Regions from separate parts of the Homo sapiens genome. Here region 1 is linked to region 2. Evidence: chromatin loops called from intact Hi-C (ENCODE). Cell type or tissue: IMR-90. All regions are shown on one strand. Links, peaks and the distances in the headings refer to the core of each region. The heading gives the core; the rest is flanking DNA. Region 1 overlaps CCBE1 (collagen and calcium binding EGF domains 1). Region 2 has its middle 86 kb from the start of CCBE1.

The links. Hi-C counts contacts between places; a loop is a spot of excess contacts. Peaks named below come from ENCODE experiments on the same cell type or tissue, not always from the same donor. Only the 100,000 strongest peaks of a DNase experiment are listed, where the experiment ranks them.
Region 1: it touches region 2 in a loop (6-fold over the local background); 3 of 110 quality-filtered maps call a loop at or near these places.

The regions. Positions count from the first base shown.
Region 1 is chr18:59,458,202-59,461,123 of GRCh38, reverse strand. The region is part of intron 5 of CCBE1 (collagen and calcium binding EGF domains 1); the gene reads left to right. Among named protein-coding and RNA genes, the nearest start is that of LMAN1, 100 kb to the right of the region's middle. In IMR-90, for the core only: a CTCF peak has its summit at 1,562 (motif pointing left); a DNase peak (open chromatin) is centred at 1,543; H3K27ac peaks cover 897 bases.
Region 2 is chr18:59,781,750-59,784,671 of GRCh38, reverse strand. No RefSeq gene overlaps it. Among named protein-coding and RNA genes, the nearest start is that of CCBE1, 86 kb to the right of the region's middle. RefSeq lists an enhancer at 1,461-1,520. In IMR-90, for the core only: a CTCF peak has its summit at 1,416 (motif pointing left); a DNase peak (open chromatin) is centred at 1,371.

The sequences.
Region 1 (2,922 bases), core at 244-2,743, 320 kb after region 2:
GTTGCCTTATCTGTAAATGAGAAGGTTGAACTACATGAGCTTTGAAGACCCTTTCACCCTTTCAGACATTTTTCATAATTTGGTATGACTTAGCATAAGTGATACAAGCCCTGTGATTCCATGTGAAGACCTCATTTTTTTATTTTTATTTTATTATTTATTTATTTATTTATTTATTTATTTATTTTTGAGACAGAGTCTCCCTCTGTCACCCAGGCTGGAGTGCAGTGGCGCGATATCCGCTCACTGCAACCTCTGCCTCCCAGGTTCAAGCGATTCCCATCCCTCAGCCTCCCAAGTAGCTGGGATTACAGACGTGCGCCACCATGCCCAGCTAAACCTTTTTGTATTTTTGGTAGAGATGGGGTTTCACCATCTTGGCCAGGCTGGTCTCGAACTCCCGATCTCAGGCGATCTGCCTGCCTTGACCTCCCAATGTGCTGGGATTACAGGCGTGAGCCACAGCTCCTGGCCCACGCCTCATTTCTTAGTCCTCCATCTAAGAAATATACCCAGCCTCCACACCTTCTAAGCAGAGGACTTTCCTCAAAATATCTAAAAGATGAATTATTACACATCCAAACATTCAATTCAGCAATAAGAAATGTCACAGGCCAAAAAGAGTCCCACATTCCGGAACATCAGAAGCTGATAAGCATTTTCATCTGTTTTGGACTAATTAGTAAGCTCAATATTTCGTTATGGTCATTTTGTTATGAATTGAGAGTGATTCTTGAGTATAACCACATGTGATCTGAAATCATCTCTTCCTCCTTGGTTTTCCTTTTTAACTTTGCATATCTAATGCCTGTATTGTTACAATCAGAGGAATTTGAAATCAAACACAACCTCAGCTGGTTGTTAGGAATCCAGGAGGAGAGAAGGGAGGGTGGCCCCAGGACTGCCTCTGAGGCTTGAGAGGTTGCAATCCACTGGCTTCAGGCTCAGTGAGACAAGCTGTCTGGCTAATGGACATTCAGTCACTTTGATTTTCTCTTTGAAAATATGTAGCCGGAGCCAGTTTAGTCACCCCAGGGAGTCTGTAGCCTCAATAGGGAGACAAATTAAGGAAATGTTGGCTCCAATAGTAATTAGCTTGCCAGTCTTTATTTTTCAACTTTTGTTTATTTTCTGATAACGTGACCGTGACCCCTGGCATCACTTATTACAGGTCAGTGTCAGATGGCCAGGTGTTTCATATTACTTTCAAGCTCCACTAATCCATAGATCAGCGGTTCTCAACCTTGCAATTACCTGGGGAGCTTTTTTAAAAATGCTGATACTGTTGCCTTGCCATCCCCAGACGGGTGGTGTGCAGCAGAATTCATATTTTAAAAGCCCTCCAGGTGATTGTAATGTGCCTCCGGGGTTGGATATTACAGCCAGAACACAAATCTGCACGATCAACTTTTAAACACAAACATGCTTTGTTCATTTCTAACACTGCCCATATAAAATATTTCAGGAACATTGTTTGGTTTTTCTAAGATATCTAAGGCATTACAACTTCTAATGCTTAGGATAGACGTCCTGGTCAACTTCAGGAAAAATTAGAGCTTCATGCCCCCATGTGGCTAATCAATAATATTGCACCTTTAAAATCTGAACAAGTTGAAGAAAAAATGTTAAGTGATACCATCCTAGGCTTTTCCCAGAAGTGTGACCACAGCATTAGTTGAGAGGATTGAAAACATGCAGCGACATCTACCCCAATTTCTAAGTAAACTGTTAATGTAGCATATGTGAGATTATTTGTAGCTCCATGTTGACATTATTGTAGACAAATTACAAGGTGGATGTGAACCCGTCATCAGAGTAGGTTTTATGTTCCAGGTCTACATATACAAAAGGTATGAGTCCTTGTTTATCTTTAAACCCTTGAGAGCTGTATTGAAAAGGTGATGTAAGGTCCCAACCCCACATATCTGATTTTGTAGAGAACTGAATCATAGTAATACCGACAATAAATAACATAAAAATGAGTACTGTGAATAGAGCTCTTAACATAAGCTGGGCACTGTTCTGGGAACCTACATATCTTATCACTGGCTCCTCGTAGCAGCTCCAAGTGATAGGTGCTGTTACCTTTTTACCGTTCAAAGAATGGGCATTCACAGAAACCATGACTTGTCCAATTTAAAAGGTACTAGTTAGCAGCATCAGTATTCAAGTTCTGATCATGTAACTCCACCAGCGCCTACTCTCCTTACTACCATGCTGTGTACTTCTGCGTCAGAGGAGCTTCAAGTCTTCTGGATAATGTTAATCTTGGTTCACTGTGTTCTGACAGTTCCACAAAGGAACAGAAAACAGCCCAGGAATTTGCATGTAACAGGTCACTCCGCAGAGCTTCTGCCCTGGAGCCTGGCCGACAGATAGCTCTCAGGTGTTCTCAACAGAATTCCCAATAGCAGGCTCACTGCGTGCACCCACTCCTCCAAAACGGCCAGCTGGGACCCAGTTGAGTTCGTGGTCTCTTCGCACAGCAATCTGAAAGACCTAAGGCAAGTTACTGTCTCTCTCTGGATCTCACTGTCATCTACAAAAGAGATTGAACTAAAGATACGTTCTAACATTCCATGATCTAAATGAAATAGTCGAGAATCTGGTAAAGAGGTTTATCTTATCATGAAGCTGTTGAATTGGTTAATCACATTAACACTTGGAAAATTTAACTGAGTATGTAAAAGTAAAAGTGGACAGAAACATGAGCTTTTAACTTTTGTTCATGGCGGCCCCGCTCTGCCAACAGGGCTAGATTCTTAAAGGTGAATTGAAAATTGTTAAACAGATATCCTCACTTACTTTGCATTCTCAGTGCCTGACACAGGACCTGGCTAACAGCAGATGCTCCATAGATGGATAAGAGGAAGGAAAGGTTGGATGGATGGACAGACTTATTGATAAGTGGTTAGGAAGATG
Region 2 (2,922 bases), core at 108-2,607:
TTTGGGGATGAAAAAAATTAGCACAAATATTAACAGAAATGCTGTAAAAATGAGTGCTGTAAGGATCACGATTTTAGATTTGTGACCTCCTTACTGAGGTCCTTTTCCCCTTTGGGGGTAGGGGTGGCTGAATGGTCAAATGCATATACTTAACCTACAGACTCCGCTTCTGAGGATGGCAGTTTGCAGGTTTCCTGCCATCTACCAGTGTATTCAAACCTCAAACCATCCACTTTCCCCTTTAAAACTTCATTGTGGGTATTCTAAAAATAAGATATATTCTCTTATATAACCATAGCACAGTTATCAACTTCAGGAAATTTAATTTAATTTTTTTTTTTTTTTTGAGACAGAGTTTCACTCTTGGTTGCCCAGGCTGGAGTTTAATGGCATGATCTCGGCTCACTGCAACCTCCACCTCCCAGGTTTAGGCAATTCTCCTGCCTCAGCCTCCCGAGTAGCTGTTATTACAGGCACCCGCTACCACACTTGGCTAATTTTTGTATTTTTAGTAGAGATGGGGTTTCACCATGTTGACCAGGCTGGTCTTGAACTCCTGACCTCAGGTGATCTGCCTGCCTCAGCTTCCCAAAGAGCTGGGATTACAGGTGTGAGCCACCGTGCCCAGCCAGGAAATTTAATATTAATTTCATTATGTTATCTAATCTATAATTCATGTTCGAATATTATCCACTGTCCCCATAATGCCCATCAGAGCATTGTTTTTCCTTCCCTCCAGAATCCAGTCGAGAGCCACAGTTTGCATCTAGTTGTCATTTAATCTCCTCTACTCTCAAATGGTTTCCCAGCCTCTCTTTATCTTTTATGACATTGATAATTTACAAATTATCAATTTGTAAAATTGATTGAAAGTTCCTCAGTTTGGGTTTGTCTGGTGTTTCCTCATGATTACATCTAGGTAGATTTTGAGGGCTTTTCCGTGAAAAGCCAAAAATCACAGATTCTTCCAATGTTTTCCCATTTCATTCAGAATGAAATGGGCACACTTTACCAAGCCCTGCAAGTCCCCGTGAGGCCTGTCTTTTTAGCCTCCTCCCGACCGGACTCTGGCTCACTCAGCCTCTGGGTCTTTGCACCTGCTGTTCCTCTTCCTGGCATGCTCTTCGTTCAGGGTCTTCGCCTGTCTCACTCCCTTCTTCATTCAGATACATTTCACCACACACTGCATGATCAACTCAGATTCCCATCCCCAGCATTCTTTCAATGTTCAGAGCCCTCCCTTCCTGCCAGACTTCTGACAGCCTGCCTCTTCCTGTCCCTCCCCTAAGAGTGGACGTGTGCGTAACACGGACTAATACTTGCTCTTTGGAACTAGCCTGGTGTCCCTTCAGTGCCATGTCAGGGATGGAGTTTGTAGGTAAAGCACTATTAATTTACAAGACAGTGACATCTAGTGGACCAGCTGGGACCAGCTTTGAGCTAAAGGCTCTTGATACCCCTAACGATCCAAAGACAAAATAAAAAAAACAAAAAAACAACAAAAAGCACCACCTTGATTTCTGGATAGAGTCTAAGGTGAGATCTGGAGAATCTAGTGAGGTTCCTGTGGAGATGTGACGTGGCCATTGATGGGTTAAAGATATCTGAAGATTCAGGTTTCTGTTATGTGTGTGTGATGGTGAGGGGAGTAGAGGGCAGGCCTAATAGGAGAAAAATAAGACACACTGGTGTGTGAGACCACTAAGGCTAGTATAAATTCATTTTTCAAGAGATCAATTTCTCATTCAAAAGGTTATGAACATGAAATTAGTTGTATGCTCTCGCCAAGTGATGGTGATGATTCAAAATTGAAGAATTCATTAAGTGTACTCAGCTAGGGAAAAATTAGTAAAATTTCCTATTTATTTATACTTTGCAATATAAATACAGGCTGGGCATAGTGCCTCATGCCCATAGTCCCAGCTACTCAAGAGGCTGAGATGGGAGGATCGCTTGAGCCCAGGAAGTTGAGGCTGCAGTGAGCCATGATCACACCACTGTGCTCCAGCCTGGGTGACAGAGTGAGACCCTTTCTTTACATAAAAAAATTAAATATAAATATAAATACAGTTGACCCTTGAACAGAGTGGGGTGTTAGGGATGCCAACCCCCCATGCAGTCAAAAATTCAGGTATAGATTTTGGTTCACCAAAAACTTAACTAGTAATAGCCTACTTTTGACGGGAAGCCTTACTGATAATATAACGGTCAATTAACACATATTTTTATGTGTATTATATACTAGATTATTACAATAAAGTAAGCTAGAGAAAAAATGTTAAGAAAATTGAGGAGCAAGAAGAGGAGGCGTTGGTCTCAGGGGTGGCAGAGGTGGGGGAAAAATCTGTGTGTAAGTGGATCCTTGCAGCTCAAACCTGTTATTATTCAAGGGTCAATGGTAAACCAAATGCTTGAATATTGAGACATTACCTAAAAAGCGAGCTTTATTTTTTTTTATTTTTTGAGATGGAGTCTCACCCTCTCACCCAGGCTGGAGTGCAGTGGCACGATCTTGGCTCACTGCAACCTTCGCCGCCCCAGTTCAAGCAACTCTCCTGTCTCAGCCTCCCAAGTAGCTGGGATTACAGGCGACCACCACAACACCTGGCTAATTTTTGTATTTTTAGTAGAGATGGGGTTTCACCATATGGGCCAGGCTAGTTTTGAACTCCTGACCTCAAGTGATCCACCTGCCTTGGCCTCCCAAAGTATTGGGATTACAGATGTGAACCACTGCACCCAGCCAAAAAAGCAAGCTTTAAAATGCAATATAAAGAAATATTTTAATTACAATTACAAATTCAATCAATTTGCATTTCAATGAGTAATGTGCAAGAGTGCAGTTTTCTCATATACCAACAAACTATATTATCAGTCTTTTTTTTTTTTTTTTTTTTTTTTTTGAGGCAGAGTTTCACTCTT